2 separate regions of the Homo sapiens genome follow, and region 2 is linked to region 1. A link is an interaction called in ENCODE POLR2A ChIA-PET data of the cell type or tissue named here. Cell type or tissue: MCF 10A. All regions are shown on one strand. Each heading gives the region's core, and the rest is flanking DNA. Links, peaks and the distances in the headings are about the cores only.

Region 1 (10,814 bases), core at 1,992-6,991:
GACAGCACAATTGTTCTGTGCAATGATTCGGGGAGGTTCTATGCAGGGCCAGCTTCATGGGCATGCAAGCCATGCATTGCACAGGGACCTGCATTTATAAGGACGCTGTGTGGGTTTAATACTCACTTGGAATTCTTTTCTTTTTTTCAAGACGGAGTCTTGCTCTGTCACCCACGCTGAAGTGCAGCGGCGCGATCTCCGCTCACAACAAGCTCCGCCTCCCGGGTTCACGGCCGTTCTCCTGCCTCAGCCTCCCAAGTAGCTGGGACTATAGGCGCCCGCCACCATGCCCGGCTAATTTTTTTTTTTTTTGTATTTTTAGTAGAGACGGGGTTTCACCGTGTTAGCCAGGATGGTCTTTATCTCCTGACCTCGTGATCCGCCCTCCTCGGCCTCCCAAAGTGCTGGGATTACAAGCATGAGCCACCGCGCCCAGCCTGGAATTCTTAATAATTTCTGAACAAGGTGCTATGCATGTTTATTTTGCACTGGGTCCGGCAAAGGAGCTAACTGGCCCTGAACAGAGGTAGGGAACTAAAGAAACTCGTCTTTTACAGGCTCGGAGATGCCAAGACAGCCAGGGTGGAAATGCATATGAATGATAATGTCCTAATAGTAGTAGTCTATTTCACAGGGTTGCTGCAAGTGTTGAATGAGAAAATATGTGGAAAGTGCTTAGAACAGTGTCTGGCACATAGGGAATGCTGTGGAAGTGTTTGATATCATTACTGTTCCCTCCTTGTACTGGTTCAACACCTGACAGCCTGAGGTTGATTATTCAAAGGGTCACAGTGGGCTTTTCTCATTTTCCCATTTCTAACCTGTCGCTCACCATCCAGCCCCAGGCTTATGATTGTCCTTTGGGGGAAAAAACTCCAACAACAATAATTATCACAATAAATACATAGGTGAGATCACATCCTCTCTTGATCCTTAGTGTAGCTAGCTGGTGCTTCAGGGTGTGTCTGTGTGCTCTGTGTGTCTTTGTTTGTGTCTGAGAGGGAGGTTTTTTTTTTTTCATTTAATTTTAATTCAATTAATTAGAGGCTCTCTCTGGTGGTTTCATTTTGTTTTTCTTTACCTGCCTTTTTGGTTCATATAGCGAGGACCCTGGAACCACCTGCTTCCTCCCTGCCACCGCTTCTCCTCAGGTCCCCAGGGGAAGCCAGGATCTAAAGGATGACTGTGTCACCATTGTCCTCAAGATAATGGCTCCCTCCCCCGCTTCCCTCCACTCCTATCTCATTCTCTTGAGCCTGTGGAGTGTTCAACCTTTGTCCTTCGAGTATAACCCTTTACTGGCGATAAAAAATTAAAATACTGGCTCAACACCTCTACTCCACGAAGCTGTTGTCTTGACCAAAGTCTGAAAGCTGCCCCTCCTACCCCTATTCTAATCTTAGACATTCCCAGCACATTCTTAGTAAGAGGGAACTCTCTCTCATTGTCCTAGGATTTTAAGTCTGCAAGAACTACGCATTTTTTTTTCCTTAGCAGAAGCAGTTGTACTTTTTCCTGACAACTTTGCAAGTTCCCCATAAAGTTGGAAATTCCCTTCCTCGTTACAGCTCTTGATAGATGCAGAAGAAGCCTAGTCTGGACCTGTCTTCTCTCCTGACCTGCTGTGTAACTCTTGGGAAGTTAGTTTAAATGTTTTTGGGCCTCAGATCACAGAGATTAACTTGACTGGGGACAGACTGAAGGCTGAAAAGTGTTTGGGAATGATTTATTTTTAGAGGACCTTGGGAGAAGGGTTTTACAAATGTCTCTAAGGTAAGAATAGCCATTTGGGGAGTTACCAAGACACTTAGATTCCCCCTCCTGAAAAAATGAGTTTAATAATTTCCATTGCTAATTTCTATGTCCCCACCCTTTCCTCCAAGCCTGCCTCCACCCTCAGCTGTTGATTGATGGAGTAGATGTGCTCTACTCCCCCTCCCACTGATGCACACACTTCTGGGAGGCCCTATATAAATAGAAGCCAGAGGCAAGGCTGCAGAATTATTATTATCATTATGATGATGATTATGTTTTCAGCATGAGAAACAGGAAGTGAAACTGACTAAAATGCCCAGTGATATGTGGCTGACCCTGTCTCCTCAGCTGGACCTAAAGGCAAAGGAGAAACTGGCCAAAGAAAACTGTAGCCCTGCCACAAGCTTTAACAACTTCTGGTGGTGTGTGTGTGTGTGTGTGTGTGTGTGCGTGCGTGTGTGTGTGTTACAAGGAGTGTCTTTAAATAAGCAGCTTCTAGAACTTGTGATCTTTCAACCTTATTTTTATGCCCAAGCTTCCCTCTTCATGTGATATCCTCAGAGTTCTTCCTTACTACTTCCTTCCCCATTTCCTAGAGAGAGCTTCTCACGGCTGTCAGAAGATGTTAAAGGAGAAGTCCAATGATTAATTACTTCCCACTACACATGCCTTATCTGCCCAGGCCAGGTCTGAGCTGTGTGCCTTTCTTGATCACCGGGTCTGTCTCCAGGGCAGACATATTCCCTGGGCCCCCAAGGCCTTTCTTCCCTCTCCCTTCAGGGGGCCATGTTTTCTCTTCTGCCTCACTGCTTGAGGCTCCATCTGCTTGGTTGATTATTCATGTCCTTTGTCTTTTTCAGGAATCGATTATGGATAAATGGTAGTTAGAAAACAGGGCTTCAGGGCCGATGTAATTATCCCACTTTGACATTTCCATTTTCAGCACCATGGCCTCTGGAAACACTGACACAGTGAAAATGACCTGATTTTCATACTACCTTGTTAGTTCAACTTCCTAGGGAGAAAAAAGCAGGCAGCTATGTGGAGAGTAAATGAACCAAGTTGGTGTTTCAGAAACGCCTCCTCATTTGGACAATATTCTGAAAAAAAAAATGCATAGGAAACAGAAGAGAAAAAGGCATCTGCGGGGGATAGCAAAGAAAGAGAAAGAAAGAGCATTTCAGCTGTGCAGGGCATTGGGCTCACATTCTGGTCCCTGGGCCCACACCTTTTTTATGGCTTTCATACCAAGATCTCGAGCTAGATTAATAGATTATTGGAATTTTGGGTTGGGAAAAACATAACTGTCTTATTCTCGCTATAATTTTTTCTGAGCCTAGAATAGGGGGTCCAGCGAAGTCCACCCAGGAGCTGGGATGGAGGATGAGGATCATAACAAGGTACTTGATTGAGGAAGAACAACTCTAGTATGGAGCTTTATGCCCCAAATTGCAGCAGTTATGAGTCTTACTCCCTGCATAGGAGAACATGGTGGCTGAGAAGACAGGTGTTAGTTAGGTCCCGGCTTTCTGCATTCAAATCCCCACTCCAGACCTTACTTTAAGTTGCTTAAATTCAATGGGCCTCAGTTTCCTCATCTGGGCCCCTGGAAGGATGTTAGTAACACCTATCTTGCAGGGTTGTTATGGGGCATTGATTGAGTCAACACCTGGAATCACAGGCATTGTAGGAACATAATAGGTGCTCACTAAAAGAGAGCTATTACCGTGAACTTTTAAATTTGTCTTTGTCTATGTGCCATTCACTATCCTCCATTTCATCCATCCAGCAAAAATACAAATGCCATATTCTGTGACAGGCGCTGGGCAAGTCACCAGGGATAGACACAAAGCAGAATATAAATCTTGTCAGAGGATTTATCCTCCCCAGGTTTCTCTTATTTCTTAATCCAGAGCAGAACACATAACAAGTTTGAACCCAATTTTCACTGTTCCTTGGTCCTGTTCCTCACCCATTCTCTCCATTTGCTTTTTCTGCTTCCTTGCTCTTTCTTTCCCAACTCTGTAGGAAGATAGGCCCCAGGTATCTCTGCCAAGGAAGGTCCCTGGAATCCTGCCAGGCTCTTCTAGGACTTGTCTTGGTGAGGGAGCCCTGGGAGGGGCAGGTCCCCAGGGAAGCCTGTTGCTCCTCTCACTCAGCAATCCCTCTTGGGCCAGGCTCCCCTTCCCAGGCCCTCAGCTCTCCCACAAGATCTCTGGGGAAGCTGGAAGAGGGCCACTAGGCCCTGTAATAACCACACTTCTTCATGGTAAACAAGAACCAGATTCCTGGGGAGTGACGCAGGCAGGAGCTCTGTGGCTGAGGCAGCTGTGATTATACCAAGACATGAAGAAACACCTCTTGCTCAGCCTTGGCCTGCTTGGGGAAGGCCCAGGAGAGAAGCTGCCCATGTGTCCCTCTTTGCTACCCTTCTAGTCATTCTTGGCCTGAATTACAGGGGCCTTGGCACCAATTGGCTCTGCAGACACAAGTGGGCAACCATCAGCCCCGATCTCCCAACCAGACTAGGTTCCTCCATCACCTCTCCTTTTCTAGGATTTTCCCCACCCTCTCCCCTACTCATGTGTCTGACTCCCACCCTTGGCTGTCATCCTGCACTCCCTGTGCCTTCCTTCTTGAGGGAGAATCATGCATGTCCCTCACCAATGCCAGTCGAAGCCTTAGGCTCCTGTGCAGAGGCCTTGATCCTGGGCACCCAGGAATGAAGCTGCCCTGAAGGGGCACTGGCCCACAGGCTGTCAAAGCTGGTCCAGGGCCTTCATCTTCACAATGTGACTTCTGAGTGTAGGATCAGTTCTCCTGGATGTTTAGGCCAAGCACAGTTCTTGCTAGTTCTTAGATGGAATGTTGAACTGGCTTAAATACTTCTAGGATACACAAGAAACTGGGGTGGGGAACTGGGTGGCTGAGGGCTTGGGTGGCTGAGGGCTTAGTTGGCCAGGGAGACATTTTACAAGCTACCCTTTAGGGCTTTTGCATTTTGTACCATGTGAATGTATTAAAAGTTTTCAAAAAAAAGAATTCTGTGATCTTGTAAACCTCTTGTATGTCAGATATAGAGAATTTCTGGCCCCTGTCCTCATGGTGGAAGGGAGAGTGGGATAGTTGTGTGGAAAAGGCCTCATTTGGGTCAGACTTCAGGCTTAGAAGGGGCTGACAAGGGCAGGTGTCTGCTTGGGTTTGAGATTTTCTGAGCATCTGAATGACTTAGAATCTTGCACAAGGAGGATAGTGTTGTTGAGTGTGATGGTCCTGGAGGGAGGAGGATGGGCCTGAGCTTCTGTCCAGGCCTAGAAGTACATTTGACTTTCTGTGTCTATGAATTTGACTACTTAGGTACCTCAGATAAGTGGAATCATATAATATTTGTCTTTTTGTGTCTGGCTTATTTTATTAGCGCAATATTTGCAAGGTTAGTCCATGTTATGGCGTGTATCAGAATTTCCTTTTTTTTGAGATGGAGTCTTGCTCTGTCGCCTAGGCTGGAGTGGTATATATATATATATCTGTTCCATTCTTTTTGGTGTATCCCCAGAAGTGTAATTGCTAAATCATATGGTAATTCTATGTTTAATTTTTTGAGGACCTGCCATACTATTTCCACAACAGCTGCACCATTTTGCATTCTCACTGGCAGTGCACGAGAGTTCCAATTTCTCCACATTTTAGCTAACACTTATTTTCTGGGTTTGTTTTTATTTTAGTAATAGCCATTCCAATGGGGATAGCCTTGAGAAGGTTTAAGCATGGTGCCCTGGGGCTCATAAATGGGAGAGATATATGCAGGAAGCCCTCATCTAGATGGTGACATTTGACCTGGGCCTCTAAGCATGGGCAAGAATTCTCCAGGTGGAGGAGGAAAACCACATAGGAGAAAGGCTTAACGAAAAAAGGAACGGAGAGAGACAAGAAACTGCATGGCCTGTTTAGAGGCAGCAGGTGGTTAGCACCAGCAAGAAGATAGGGTTTGTAGGGGAGGGTGTCAAGTTGTAAGGCTAGAGGCAGATTTAAGGGCTAGAAATTCCTCTCAGGCTTTGGACTCTGGTCAATAGGGAGCTATTGGTAATGTATGTGAAAGTGTTGTGCAAACTTCAATACAGTTTATAAGTATAAGAATTTAGAATACAAAGGAGAGAAATGTTTTTAAAGAAACAAAGTGTGGCTGGGCATGGTGTCTCATGCCTGTAATCCCAGCATTTTGGGAGGCCAAGGCAGGCAGATCATTTGAGGTCAGGAATTTGAGACCAGCCTGGCCAACGTGGTGAAACCCTGTCTGTACTAAAGATACAAAAATTAGCCTGGTGTGGTTGCATGCGCCTGTAATCCCAGTTACTTGGGAGGCTGAGGCACAAGATAGAGAATCGCTTGAACCCGGGAGGCGGAAGTTGCAGTGAGCTGAGATCATGCCACTGCACTCCAGCCTGGGCAACAGAGCAAGACTCAGTCTCAAAAAAAGAAACAAAAGTACTAAGATCAATGCACAATGCCTGCTGTGTATTACACAATATGGAAGTAGTGTCTGGCATTCATCTAGGAGAATCTTGGGTACCCATGGTGCTGGCACTGCCCCATTCCCTCCCTGTCAGCTCCCAAATACAAGGCTAACCAAATAGCACAGAGGGCCTGCCCCTGTTGACCTCCCTGGGTCAGGAGGGCTCCTGTTGTCCATTAAGTGGGACAATCATGAAGCCATCACAATTCCCTGCAGCCTCAACCTTTTAGGCTCAAGCAATCCTCCCACCTCAGCCACCTGAGTAGCTGGGACTACAGGCTCCTGCCACCATCCCCAGCTATTTTTTTTTTTTTTGTAGAAACAAGGTCTTGCTTTTTTGCCCAGACTGGTCTTGAACTCCTGGTCTCAAGTGATCCTCTTGCCTTGGCCTCCCAAAGTGCTGAGATAATAGGCATGAGCCACTGCACCCAGTGTACACTCTCGTGGTACAATAAATGTGCACCAGAAGTTCTGAGAGCCTAGTTTGTCTTTTTCTTTTTTTTTTCTTTGAGATGGAGTCTCACTCTGTCGCCAGGGCTGAAGTGCAATGGTGTGATCTCCACTCACTGCAACCTCCGTCTCCTGGGTTCAAGTGATTTCTCCTGCCTCAGCCTCCCTAGTAGTTGAGACTACAGGCACACACCACCACGCCCAGCTAATTTTTGTATGTTTTGTAGAGACAGTTTTTTTGCCATGTTGGCCATGCTGGCCTCAAACTCCTGATCTCAAGTGGTCCACCTGCCTCAGCCTCCCAAAGTGCTGAGATTACAGGCGTGAGCCACTGCACCTGGGTTAAGAGCCTAGTTTTTAAAGTCACACACCTACCTGTCTATATGATGGTGTAGAGGTGGTCTTTGGAGGAAAGGGACAGATTGATCTGTACATGTCCCTTTTGTCTCTACAATGTTGTAGTTTTCACCACTTCATAAGCAATGTGGGAGGAAAAATTAGGTCCTACTTCGATCTGTCATGGAATGAACAAAAACAAAACAAAATATAGTGTGTATATATATATATATATAGTGTATATATATATATAAGTGTATATATAGTGTGTATATATATATAGTGTGTGTATATATAGTGTGTGTGTATATATGTATATACAATACACGTATGCTACATAAATTATCTCACATATACCTCAAATATTTAGGTACTTCCTCAAAAGTTTACAAATGCTAAGATTCCAAACCCATTAATGCTCAAATGACTCTATTCATTGCCTTTAACTGTCTGTCTTAGTGGTAGGGACAGTCTCTGGAAGTTCTGAGTAAGTTGCAGTTGCAGACTGTCTCCTTCTCCTGAGCCATGCACACAGGCTGGGATGGCTTCCCCAGGTCGGCCTGGCAGGTGTCAGCTAGCTGGACCACTTTTAAGAGCATTTAGGAACATAGGCTTTGACACATGTGGAAACAGATCTTCCCCATCTAGTTGTGTGATGACTGGCTGTTATTTAACCTTTCTGAGCCACGTTTTCACTGATCAAAATACCGGAAATACTACTACTTAGAGCATTGTTGAGAAGATTGAATGAGATGGTTAGTATGAAAGTACCTGCTGCATAGTAACTGCTCACATTTATAGAGGCCAAGTACTATGTGCCAGAAACCATTGAAAATGTTACTCCTGTATTTAATCTAGGGAATATTATTCCATCCTTCATTATACAAACAGTACAATGAAGTGCAGTTAAGTATAGTAGTGAATAATGAGGTGGGATTAGAACCCAGGATTTGATTCCACCATGCTCTACTGCCTCAAAGTTAAGTTCTCATGTGAAGCTATGGATCATTATACCCTTAGGAAATCTCTACCCATTCCACATATACATGTGTATGTCTCTCCCCTACCTTTTCTACCCTTCCACTTCCATTTACTTATCTTAAGCAAGGGAGAAAAATCCAGGCATCACCAGGTCACCAGGTAAGAACCTGATGATCCTTTTGGTTGACCCACCTTGATTGTGTTCCTAGATAGTTCCCCCTTTCCTCTCCTCCTTTCCCAATCATTGTCCAGGCTGTTACTCATCTAAGTAGCAACTGATATGCCAGATATAAGCTAGGTTGGAGGGCAATGCTTTTAATACAAGGACAACAGCCTTGGAAGCCTTCTTGAATACAGGTGGATATTTGCCTCTCTTCCCTACATTTCCCATTGTAAACTGTGGATTTAGCATTAGACATCCTGGCCAGGTGTGGTGGCTCACGCCTGTAATCCCAGCACTTTAGGAGACCAAGGCGGGCGGATCACCTGAGGTCAGGAGTTCGAGAACAGCCTGATCAACATGGTGAAACCCCGTCTCTACTAAAAATACAAAAATTAGCCAGGTGTAGTGGCAGTTGCCTGTAATCCCAGCTACTCGGGAGGCTGAGCCAGGAGAATTGCTTGAACTCGGGAGACGGAGGTTGCAGTGAGCCAAGATCGTGTCATTGCACTCCAGCCTGGGCAACAAAGCAAGACTCCATCTCAAAAAAAAAAAAAAAAAAGAATTAGGCATACTGTAGTCCTAATTACTCTCATTTGTAGTCCCTTTGGACCATATTATGTCTGTTGATGTGCAGAGGTGAAGTTTCTGTTCCCCTTTGGGTACTTCCTTCTTTCTCTTTCTATTCGCATTCTTTGCCACTGCCCCAGCTGTTCCCTGCCGTGGCATTAAACTATCAAAGGATGAAGTGCAGATGAGGGCACGGAGGGCACCAAGGGCACCGTGGGTGGGGGAAGGATTTTTCCCCTCTGGGATGTCTTAACTAGGGCATTACCAATGGCACTTGCTATGGGTAGAATTCCTTTCTGTGAGGCAGCCGTTAACACCTTCAGAAAGAGCTAAGATAGAAGGGATGATAGAGGCCATCCTGACCAATATTTTGAGGTCATTTTCTGGGTCAGAAATTTTTGTGACTGAGTCTTATGTATATATATCTGTCACTTTTGCTTTGGGGGAATTTCTCATTTTATCACAGAAATACTAGCCTATGACATGAAGACTATTTCTCTCTGGCTCTAAGCCATTTTTCTTTCCAAGAGTGGGTTTTTAGTGGACAGAGCTTCTTCTGTAAATCATGCTCCTTCTTGCAATATTTTGTTTGCGGTACTAGCAGTGGATACAAAGGCTGCTTTATCTGTGTTCATGCGCAGATCCGCCAGCCTGTGGATGATCCTCACTCATCAAGAGAGTGTTAGCTGAAAATTTCCAAGAGATCCACCTCCATAAATTTCCACCCTCTGTCACTCATTCATAATGCCACGTCATAGTAAAACAGGAAACTTTTACTCCATGATGGTGTGAAGGCTGTGTGGGGGAATCTTGAAGAAAAAGATTGTCACAATGTATCCTATCATATAACCCAGTCATGCAAATTAACATAGACCTATATTCTGTAACAGATTAGGCCAAGATGGAAGGAAATTGAGGTGTGGAAAATTTATGTTGCTCTAAAATGGAAAGAATAGCCCATACCTCTTCAGGCAATTCCTGCCCAGAAATAGCAGATATCATATTTCTGACATTAAGAAGGATATGTGAGTATATGTCTGCTCAGGATCTATAGTAAGGACCATGAGCATGGACTTTGGGTCAGAAAGATTTGGGTCCTGTCCTTCGCTAGTGGAATGACTCTGAGAAAGTTATTTAATTTCTCTGGGACTCAGTTTTCTTGTTTATACAACAGATAAGTGAGGATAACAGTACAGACCTCATAGGGCTGTGTAAGAGTAGGATAAGGTTTGGCTGTGAATGATAGAAAACCTAGACCATCAGTCACTTCAACAAGAAGGCCATTTATTGTTCTTTCATATAAAAGTCTGGGTAGGTGGCTCATTGCTGATATGATGGATCCAGGTTCACCAGTATACAGACTCTTTCTGTCCTTTTGTTCTGTCTTCCTCAACCTGTAACCTCCAATTCACCATCCAAGATGGCTACAGCTGTGAAATTTTTATTCCAGTCAGCAGGAAAGAAAAAAGAGAAGGAGAAGAAGAAGGACATACTTCTTTCCATAAACCACTTCCACTTACAAGTCATTGGTTATAACTTAATCTTATGAATGTAACCGGCTATAGTGGAGGCTGCTCAAGTGGGAAATGTAATTTTTATTCCAGGCAGTCTTGTGCTTAGCTAAATATGGGGTGCTCTTTACTATCAAAGAGAGGAAAAAAAGGTGTTAGCCCACCCAACTAGCAATCTCAGCCACGGATCATCATGAGATTTAAATGAGACAATGCAGGTAGAGGGTTGAGCACAGTGTTGGGCACTCAGGAAGCACTCAAAAAACATTGTCATCGTCATCATCATCATCATCATCAACATCATCATCACCATCATCATGAGAAGGTGAGGAATACTTTGAAACTGTGACAAGGCATTTTCTTATTTTAACCTGGTCTTGCTGCTAACATCACCCTTGGCCACCTCCCTTTTAAGGTGATTTGAGTTTCATCTTTTATGATACCTTTGAACATGCCTTCATGAAACAAAACTATATAAAAAGGAAAGCAAGGGAAAGGTGAACATAGGACTCAGGATGATGGGGTCTTGGGCCATGAA
Region 2 (10,814 bases), core at 5,493-10,492, 220 kb after region 1:
ACACTTTGGACTCAATCTCCCTATTGGGGTGAATGTGACCTTGCAAAATTTTTTGGCAGGAGCAATTTAGCACTGAGAAGCTGCTGAGGAGAACCCTCTTCTCACCACCAGTGGGGTCACACATGGAGCTTGCAATAGCTAGCTCAGCCAGCCCTGAAAGCACAGACTGCCTCATGGGCTTGGAAGAAACATCCCTTTGAGAATTCTCAAAACACTCTAGGGACAGACTCCCCAAGAGCCTGCTATGTTTATATGAGCAGATGGAACGACAGAATTTCAAGATTTTTTATTTCTAATTTTTAATCACAGGCTGTGGAAATATGAACATTCAGGTTATGCTATTCCAAATTACTTTTATTATTTTATTGTGGGAAAACAGAATTCAGTTAACTAGGATTAAGCAACAAAATCCACTTCCTTGTGGGATCATCTCTCTGGGCTAGGAAGAGGGATGGAGACTTTTCAAGGCAGAGATTGCTCCATGGAGGAAAACACCTTCTCTTCATTTTCATGAGTAATAAGTTTCCCAAGAGGATATTTTTTGGAAGTTGAAGGCAGAATTTAAATGGAAAGCCCCACCCACTGTTGCTGGAAGCAACTTCTCTTCATCCTTTCTTTGACTTTTGATGCTTCCCTGGATCTGATTATTTAGCGGTGGGCAAAGGCTGGAGATAAGAAGCCAAAAGATAAGATTTCAGTGTAAGAATTCACGTCATTTTCATTTCAAGTACCATATATGAGCTTTTTCAGGGACACAAACTCTAGTTGCTCTTATTCTGGGGCAAGCTCGGACCTGCCAGGCCTTAGCCTGCCTTTCTTTGCCAGTTTTAAAATCCATGTAGTAAGTGTGTGTGCTGTAAGTCTTTGTGTGTATGAGTGTGTGTGTGTGTCTGTGTGGCTGTTGGCTCATCCTAAACTTTTTACTGGCATCTTAGGCTTCTGCAAGTAGAAGATTCTCTACATTAGGAGTCCCCAACTCCTGGCCCACAGACCAGTATCCATCTGTGGCCTGTTAGAAACCAGGCTGTGGCCGGGTGCAGTGGCTCATGCCTGCAATCCCAGCACTTTGGGAGGCTGAGGCGGGTGGATCACGAGGTCAGGAGATCGAGACCATCCTGGCTACCATGGTGAAACCCCGTCTCTACTAAAAACACAAAAAAGTTAGCCGGGCATGGTGGCGGGTGACTGTAGTCCCAGCTACTCGGGAGGCTGAAGCAGGAGAATGGCCTGAACCTGGGAGGCAGAGCTTGCAGTGAGCTGAGATTGCGCCACTGCACTCCAGCCTGGGCAACGGAGTGAGATTCCTACAATTAAAAAAAAAAAAAAAGAGAGAGAGAAAGAAAGGAAGGAAGGAAGGAAGAAACAAAGAAAGAAAGAAACCAGGCTGCACAAAAGGTGAGTGGTGGGTGAGTGAGCGGAGCTTCATCTGTATTTACAGCCACTCCCCATCCCTTGCATTCCCACCTGTGCTCTGCCTTCTATCATATCAGTGGCAGCATTAGCTTCTCATAGGAGCACAAATCCTATTGTGAACTGTGCATGCGAGGGATCTAGGTTGCATGCTCCTTATGAGAATCTAATGCCTGGTGATCTGTCACTGCCTCCCATCACCCCCAGATGAGGCTGTCTAGTTGCAGAAAAACAAGCTCAGGACTTCTAGTGATTCTATATTATGGTGAGTTGTATAATTATTTCACTGTATATGACAATGTAGTAATAATAATAAAAATAAAGTGCACAATAAATGTAATGTGCTTGAATCATCCTGAAACCTAATCCCCCAACTCCTGTTTGTGGAAAAATTGTCTTCCATGAAACTGGTCCTTGGAGCCAAAAAGGTTGCAGACTGCTGCTCTACATCACCCCTACCAGGAGCGAAAAGCCCTTTTCTGCAGGTCAGCTTTCAGTCTTCCATCCATCATCCCTTACAGAGCTTTCTTCTCATTATGTGACCCCTAAGTGAACTGAGCAGCCCATTGCTAAATCCCAAAGTGGTCAGCATCATGCTATAACCTGACCTCACCCAGTTGAATGCATCATTAACTCCATGTTCAAGGAGAAAGCAATGCTTTCCATTAAAGAAGGAATTTGAGAATCTCTGTGACTTATAATGAGTTGACTAACTAGCATATAGAATCAAAGTTTACCTATAGCAGAGTCTAAATTCATTGAGCTTTCTGGAGCTTTATCTATAGCAGTCTAAATTCATTTGTTCCTAGCAAAGTCTAAATTCATTCTAAACACTTTTAAAGTGTTTAGAATCCTTCTCCCTTCTAACATCCCTTCTGCATTAGTCAGGTTAGCCTAAGTTATGCTGTAGAAGCAAACAACTCCTTAATGTCTCTCAGCAGCATATTACAACAAAAGTTATTTCTCACTTATTTTATATATGGAATAGATGTTAGCATGGGGACTCTCCTCATCATGGGTACTCAGGGACAGGCTGCAGGAAATGCTATCATCCTGTAATAATGCTGCCATCTCAACATGGCAGGGGATGAGAGAGTGTGGACGATTGTGTGCTGGCTCTTAAATGCTTCCTTCAAGCATGACATGTGTTTCTTTCACTTATATTTCACTGGTCTAAACAGCCACATGGCCACGTCTAACTTCAATGGAACAGTGAAGTGCAATTTTCCTGTGTTCCAAGAAGTGGAAGACTATAAATGTGAGCGAACAACTGTAATGTCTATCATACCTTTAAGTGGATATCCAGCCTTGAATACCTTCAGGTTTAAAAGTCTTTATTCTTGCGGTGATATTAACCTGCCAAATGCAGATTTCAAGTCATCCTGAACACTTCTGACAGCAAGTATCTTACTCACGATTTGTTTGTTTATTTAACAAGCTGCTACACTGTGCTGAGCAGTGTGAGCAAAAGAGAAGAACATAAGATCTGTTCCTTTGCGGTCCCATGATCTTAGCCCAGGAGAGAAAGAGAGAGAAGACTAAGTGCCACCAAAGAAGTTCAAATTGCTACATTGTTTAGAGGTGACAGAAATTCCTTGCAGCTTTTGGGAATGGCTTCAAGGAATTGGCCTTGAAGTACTGCTAAAAAATTTTTAATGTAAGTCTCAACCTCTCTTTCTAAATTGGTGTTTGTAGAATTCTTTTATTCTTTGTTTTGCAAATACAAAATAGCTTAAAGATGAAAATAAAAGCCTGCCAAGCCTGTAATCTTATTCCTTCAAAATAAGCATTCTTAAAAAGGTGTGTGTGTGTATTACACATATGTACACACACATGCTTGTATATGCATATATGTATATGTATACATACATATACATGTAATCTGCTTTTGACAGTCAGCAACATATGCCATGTTTCTATGTTGAAGCAATAAAGGGTGGCTAGTGTTTGGCTGGTGGCAAGAACATTTCAGATCCAGCCTAACAGAGGCATAGAGGCACGAGGTGAAGATGAAACGCTCAGTTTTGCTGGTACCATGGTGTGTGGAAGTGTAGAAGAGAGAAAGCTGGGAAGGTGAATGGATTGGGTCTCAGAGAATGTGCAGTGCCAGGTAGGGGAATTTCAACAATTTTCAGTGGGCAATAGTGAAACTAAAGATTTATTTAAATTTACAACAACTTTTCTAAAAGCCTTGCATTTTGTATAACTTGGAGACTACAGTTAAGCTATAGAGAAGGAAAACTCCCATGATCTCACCACTCAAAGATAATCTTGTTAACATCTCAGCATTTATATTTCTAGCTCATTTTCAACACTTTTGCCCATTTTATCTTTTACAAAAGTGGGATCCTACTGCATATGTCATCTGTAACCTGATTTTTTTAAATCTAAAATTTTATAAAAGTTTTTTTAAGAATGTAAATATAAATTATTTTGAGTGGTGGAATAGCATTCTATTACATGGACTTTTACCCATAGAAATAACCAATTAAAGATCACACAAAAGGAAAAAGCAATTGAATTATCCTCCTCCTTAAATACATTTCATTTACCTGGTTTTGAAATTAAAAATTGATTCATGAACATTTAATGAACATTAATTTCATGAACATATACATTCTATAAACCCCTCCCACCCACCCAGCATACTGGTTTGCAAAAGTAGAACAAAAGAGCAATGGGTTGTGGGGAGAGGAGGGAGGAACTTTCCTTATCAGAAACCAAAAATGATTTGGTGGCTGAGGAATAATATGATCAGACTTGTGCATTTAGAAGAATCTCCTAGATGAGGGACAGGGATTTTAAAGGGGAATGAAACTGGAAGAGAGTCTATAAGATAGACGGGATAGGGATCATTTTCCTTCTTGGACAGAATGAGGCACGTGGCACAGAGAAAGTAAGTGGCTTGTTCAAGGTAGCAGGATATGGCTGCTCTAAGGATAAGACTATGATATCCTCATCCACAGATCCAGAACTCTCTCCTGTGCTGGCCTAATCGCAGATTCTGTTTCCCTGGCTTTCTATGTCCAGACAGGTGGTCATAGCATCACTTTTTGGGTTTTTACTCTTACGCTGGGAACACGTGCAAAGCAGATCAGTATTTAATAATGCCATTGGATGCAGGCCACATCTCAGCCTGTGGCCATTGCCTGAGCAAAAATGAGAAATATTTGGCAAAGATCTTTGGGCAAATAGCCTGGGAGACAATTTGACCTTGTACATAATTAGATTTGTGAACCAGTCTAATTACATAGTAGTAATTATACGACTAGACTCACACCAGTACTTTCCACCACCAAATGTGTGAGATTTTTTCTCACACTAACCAATTCTTCATTCTCGGTGGACACCAAATGGATGGCTACAACTCAATTAAAGTCCGACACTATTTACCAGGGGATAGCATCAGATCCCACGGGTTAAGGGTTCAATCTCACAAGACTGCTCCCATTTCAGACAGCAATGACAAGTCCCAGTTATCACCTGTGCTTCTGACCGAACAGCCATAAATCGGAGGTTCCCATGACACCGTCTTCTGGTTTGATCATACGCTAAAATGGCTCACAGAAACCAGGAAAATAATTTACTTATCAGATTACCATTTATTATGAAAGGATACAACTCACGAACAGCTAGATGGAAGAGATGCATTGGGCAAGGTATGTGGAAAGGGGCACAGAGCCTCCTTGCACTCTCTGGGGCACCCCCCTCCCAGTACCTGCATGTGTTCACCAACCCAGAAGCTCTCCAAACCTCTTCCTTTAGGGTTTTTGTGGAGGTTTCATTACAGAGGCATGACTGATTAAATCATGAGGCATTGATCATTGACTCAGCCTTCACTCTCCCTCCTCTTCCTGGAGGTGGGATGGGGTGGGGTGGGGTGGAGTGAGTAGGGCTGAAAGCTCCAACCCTCTTATCTCATGGTTGATTCCCTGGCAAACAGCTCCCATCCCTAGGCTATCCAGGAACCCCCAGCTGTCAGTCACGCGTTAGCATAAAAAAGACACTATCATTGGTGAGATTCCAAGGGTTTTAAAAGCTGCCAAGAAAGGGAGAGGGTTATGTCACACCAGTCAAATAAAATTCACTATTTCAACAAATGCTTACTAAGCTCCTGTCCTGTGCCAGCTTCTGAGGGGAATTCTGACATGGATAATACTCAGTTCTAGTGCCCAGGGAGTTCACAGCCTGGTGAAGGAGACACAACCAGGGTGCAGGGAAGGATCGCCTGGGTGCCATCAAAGGGGGACTAGCAGCACTCCTAGGAGCACAGGAGAGGGGAGATTAACACTGTCCAGAAATCCGAAAATCTCTTTGTAGGTGTGGAGAGTGGACCTGGATAGGAGGAAAGGGAGGGTGCTATTTTAGGAGTACAGTAGTCTCCCTTTATCTGTGGTTTCACTTCCTGTGATTTCAGTTACTGACGTCAACAGTGGTTTGAAAATATTTATTACATGGAAAATTCCGGAAATAAACAATTCATAAGTTTAAATCGCGTGCTACTCTGAGCAGCGTGATAAAGTCTCGTGCCATCCCGCTCCGTCCTGCCTGGAACGTCAGTCCTCCCTTTGTCCAGCGCATCCGACTGTCACAATACAACAGTGCTCATGTTCAAGTCACCCTTATTTCACTTAGTAACAGCCCCACAGCACAAGAGTAGTGACGCTGGCATATTGTTATAATTGTTCTATTTCACTATTTGTTATTCTTGTTAATCTCTTTGTGTTTAAACTTCATCACAGATATGTATGTATAGGAAAAGAAAAGACATCGGATACATGGGGTTTGGTACTATTTGCAGTTTTAGGCATCTACTGGGCATGATCCACTGATCAATGGTCTTGGAACGTGTCTGCCATGGATAAGGGGAGTCTACTGTATTGATTCTGATTAATGCCTGAGAATGGGATGTTATTTCATTCACACGGAAGCCTTTTTCCTTTCTTCCATTCTTTCTTCCTTTTTAAAAAAATCTCCTTCAGAAAAAAAAGCAACCCTGGATATATGAGACAGGGGGCAGGGTGACACAGGGGAAATAAACCACAGTCCTTTACCTGGATCTACTCAGAAGACTCTGTAGCTACTATTTCCCCAACATGTACCATGCCATGTATTTATTTGAATACTCATGTCCTTGTGACTCAAAGTTGATGTTCTACAGGTCGTGGGAGGTCCAGGATCCTGACTCTTGGGAGGCAGTTGCAGTTCAGAACTGGCTTTCTCTTGTGGTTCTTTTTCCTGCAATTGTACAGGAGGCTTGGCTTAGAAAGTGAGACCCTGGCCCTTCTTCTCTCCCCCCCATTCCTGTCTGCAGCCCTGTGGGATCAGTAGCACCCTAGGTCCCCTTGGGAGCCCTGAAGTTGTATTTACATAGCTTGTTCCCATTGATTTGCATGAATTATTACACGAAAGAACAATCAGTGGTCCTCTTTCTTCTAGCGGCTTCCAGAACCACCTGCTCTTTGGTCCTGTCCAGTAACTATGTGGATGCCGAATGTGGAGGCTACCAGGGTCTCCATCAATCACCTCTCCCGGCTTTATTTTTGCTGGTGAATTCCTAGTCAGGCTTCAAATTTCAGATCGAATGTCACTTCCAATGGAAAGCCTTCCCGCATCTTCCAGCACTGTGCCAGCACTGAGGGAGATTCTGCCTCATCTTGCTGTTGCCACAGGCTCCATCCTTCTGCTAATAGCACCTGTCTTAGTTTGCTTTTGGTTTCTTATAACAGAATACCTGAAATTCGGTAATTTATAAAGAAAAGGAATTTATTTCTTATAGTTATGGAGGCTGGGAAGTCCAAGGTCAAGAAGCCACATCTGGTGAGGGCTCTCTTGTTGGTGGAGACTCTGCAGAGTCCCGAGGTGGCACAGAGCATCATATGGAAAGGGGGCTGAGTATGATAGCTCAGCTTTGTCTTCTTCTTGTTTTAAAGCCACCAGTTCCATTCCCATGATAACCCGTGAATCCATGAATAGATGAGTCAATCTGTAAGGGCAGAACCCTCAAGACCCATTCGCCTTTTAAAGGTCCCACCTCTCAATACTGCCACACTGAGGATTAAGTTTCAACATGAGTTTTGGAGGGAATGTTCAAACCATAGTGGTACCCATGACACAGTGTTGCCATTTATCTGTTTGCAAGTGTATCTCCACTCTACTGAGTCATTAAAGCACAAGGACTGTGTCTTAATTTATTTTAAAATAGCTTTTTAAATATATAATTTACATACCATAGGTTATCTGTTTAAAGTGCACAGTTCAATTTTTTTTTTAAATATAGACACAGAGTTGTGCAACCATCACCGTATCTAATTTCAAAACATTCTGTTACTCTCCAAAGAAACATTGTATTCCTTAGTAGTCACTCCTTTCCTCCCACCCACCCTATTCTTAACTCTCAGCCCTGGGCAACCATTCATCTATATTCTGTGTCTATAAATTTGCCTTTTCTGGACATTTGACATAAATGTTTTCATAGTAATTTATTTTTTGTACACTCTATTCTGCCATTCAGTAGGTGCTTAGGAAATGTTTGTTCGATGAATGAATGAATGTACTAAAGATTGAGAAACTGCTTGGAAGCATGGCACCGGGGAAAGAACACTGGACCAAAAGCCAGAAGACCTGCACTCTAGGCCTGGTTATGTCATTTATTTATGTGACTTAGAGAAAATCACTTGACCTTTCTGACTCTCAGCTTTCTAGTCTGTAAAGGAGGGATAATAATATCTGCCCTCCTTATTTCAAAAGTCCACAGTAAGTGTCAGATGAAAAAAATCACTTGGAAATATTTTGTATAGCTCTAAGCAGGCTGTACAGATGTAAGAATAATTTATGTTTGTGTTTACTCTCATCCCTTGAAATGCCTATAAAAATAAATCACTTATTACACGAATGACACAGGGAGAAGGAAGAACGACAGAATGCCAGTCTAAGGAGATCAACCAGTGGGATATGGGCTCCTGGAATGACTGCAGTTAACTCAGGGAAAAGAGCTAACAAATGCCCTGGTTATCCCATATCCATTACCACATGCATTTCCCAGCCAAATGGGAAGATAAAAATCTGTTCTCGAGTGAAAATTAAACTCAATTCACTGGAAGAAAAATGATCATATAATTTCCTCTTATCTTTTTGCTCTTAGGAAATTCTAGTTAATATGCTAATTACTTTCTGTTTTGCAGGGCCTTTGCATCCATCGCAAAGAGGGGAGATTCAGGTTTAAGAGTGAGCTCTTTATTGCCTCACACAGAAGTGGAAGTGGAGAAGGAACTCTGGTCCATGGTGGCTCAGTCTCTTTCTCTCCCTTTAGGTTTAGAGGACTTTGTAGGGGGAATGTGAGTATATTTATTTCTCAAATGTGAAATTCAGGCTCTGCAGAGAGATATACAGGACAGAGATAGGATAAGATTATTAGAATAAAACCTCTGAATCTAATAAGGAGTAGTTTGGAGGAAAAAAAAACAGTCTTGTATGTGAAGATTTATCTTTAGATAAACTTTTCTTCCACCCAACATTTGTAAAACTCCCCAAGTTCCATCCTTTCGTAGAGGTTAGCAGAGCCTCAGACCTTGGTCTGATCCAGGAGAGTTTGGATAAAAATATATGAATCTGGACAAAAGGGCCAGCCCCACTTCCTTCAACCTCTTAAAGTCTGAGACTTGGGGCTTTCCCAGAGGTGGGCCAGTGAGCCAGGTCTCCCCACTGTTTCCACCTGGCCTTTGGGCACTGCCTTCCAACTTGTCACCTTGTTTTTCCCATTCCCCTGATCATCTGATCAGCCTACTGCCTCCTTTCCCAATAAGGTCATGTTCTTCTCTTCCTCTGCTCCTATTCCAGCTATTTCCCCCATAGCCACTGCTTCCTTCTAATCCAGGGTTTCTTACCCTCAGCACTATTGACCTTAGGTCATATAGTTCTTTGTGATGAGGGGCTGTCCTGTGGCCCATAGGATGTTTAGCAGCATTCCCAGCCCATTCCACTAGATACCAATAGCACCTCCCAGTTATGACAACCAAAAATATCTCCAGACATTGCCCAGTACAGATGGGCATGAAGTATGAAGTATGAAGTATGAAGTATGAAGTCACCTTATTTAGATCCCCTAAACCAGTCCTTCCTCCCTTCATCTGGAGCTCTTGTTTATTAAACATTTACCATGGAGAAGACACTGAATTAAATCTTTCATGCGTTTTATGCTGATGGTTCTCAAAATTTAATGAACATAAGCATCACCTTGGAAGGTTCTTAAACTACATATTCTAATTCAGTCATTTTTTCGGGGAAGGGCTTGAGATTCTACTTTACTTTTATTTATTTTTTTCGAGACAGGGTCTTGCTCTGTCACCCAGGGTGTAATGCAGTGGCAAGATCATGGCTCACTGCAGCCTTGACCTCCCAGGCTCAAATGATCCTCCTGCCTCAGCTTCCCGAGTAGCTGGGACCACAGGCATGTGCCATCACAACGAACTAATTTTTATTTATTTTTGCAGACAGGGTCTTGCCATGTTGCCTAGGAGGACCTCAAACTCCTGGGCTCAAGCAATCCTCCCACCTTGGCCTCCCAAAGTGCTGGGATTACAGACGTGAGCCACTGTACCCAGCCCAAGATTGTACATTTCTAACAAGGTCCCAGATAATGCTATCACTGCTGGCTCATGGGCCACACTTGGTGAGCAAAGCTGCAGGTCATCACATCCTCATGGTCTTATGAGGACTCTATTTCACAAGTGAGGAAGGTGAGCCTCAGAGGGCTCATATGTGGCTCGATCACCTTTTGAACCCAGGTCTGCCTGCCTCCAAAGCTTGTACTCATAACTAGATTCTCAACTGATGTTGGGCCAAGGTTCCTAGGTTCTCTCCTTGACCTTCCTTCTGAAGTAATAATGCTATGATAAGCTCATCGGAGGCTGAGGCCCAGGCACATGTTTGCCTGAACTATCCATGTTATATGATTCCTTCCTCAGACAGAGTGAGCTACTCACGATCCCAGGTGTACCCTGAGGCCAGCCAAGGTGTATCCATGACCTCATGCCTCTGTTCCAGCCTGCCCTTTAACAGCTCATCCCACCTGCCTGCCCTCCCCGCCTATCTGCAGACAGTAGTCTAGGATTTCAGCTGCCCTGGGGGCTCATTTTCCCTCTCAGCTTCCTGCTTTAGCTGTCTCCTGCCTCCCACTCACCTATTACTCCAGCACTCTCACCTGGTCTTCTTTTCTGTCTCATCACTGCCTCTTGACATCTTTATCTCATAGTAGTTAGTTAGGGGTTCTTGGTAATGCCCTAAATCCACATGGTGGGAAGGGGGGAGTGGGGGAAGAGAGTGCGCTGTGGGGCTGTGCCTACTTCTGGAGGGTAAGACTCGGGCCCTCCAGGAACAAAGGATTCAGGCTGGTGGCAGCTATA

What was found. Peaks named below come from ENCODE experiments on the same cell type or tissue, not always from the same donor. Only the 100,000 strongest peaks of a DNase experiment are listed, where the experiment ranks them.
Region 2: POLR2A ChIA-PET joins it to region 1 with 5 read pairs; 1 of 35 experiments calls an interaction of 5 or more read pairs at or near these places.

What each region holds. Positions count from the first base shown.
Region 1 is chr1:206,670,990-206,681,803 of GRCh38, forward strand. It overlaps LOC124904496 (a long non-coding RNA gene), which reads left to right and starts at 8,852. Exons shown (of 3, transcript XR_007066834.1): 1 at 8,852-9,598; 2 at 10,186-10,601. RefSeq lists a silencer at 9,275-9,569. In MCF 10A, for the core only: no CTCF peak of the experiment used is centred there; a DNase peak (open chromatin) is centred at 3,882.
Region 2 is chr1:206,885,038-206,895,851 of GRCh38, forward strand. LOC105372879 (a long non-coding RNA gene) reads right to left here. Exons shown (of 2, transcript XR_007066836.1): 2 at 272-665. Among named protein-coding and RNA genes, the nearest start is that of IL24, 7.0 kb to the right of the region's middle. RefSeq lists an enhancer at 5,067-6,266. In MCF 10A, for the core only: no CTCF peak of the experiment used is centred there; DNase peaks (open chromatin) are centred at 5,864, 7,464, 7,784, 10,464 and 1 weaker place.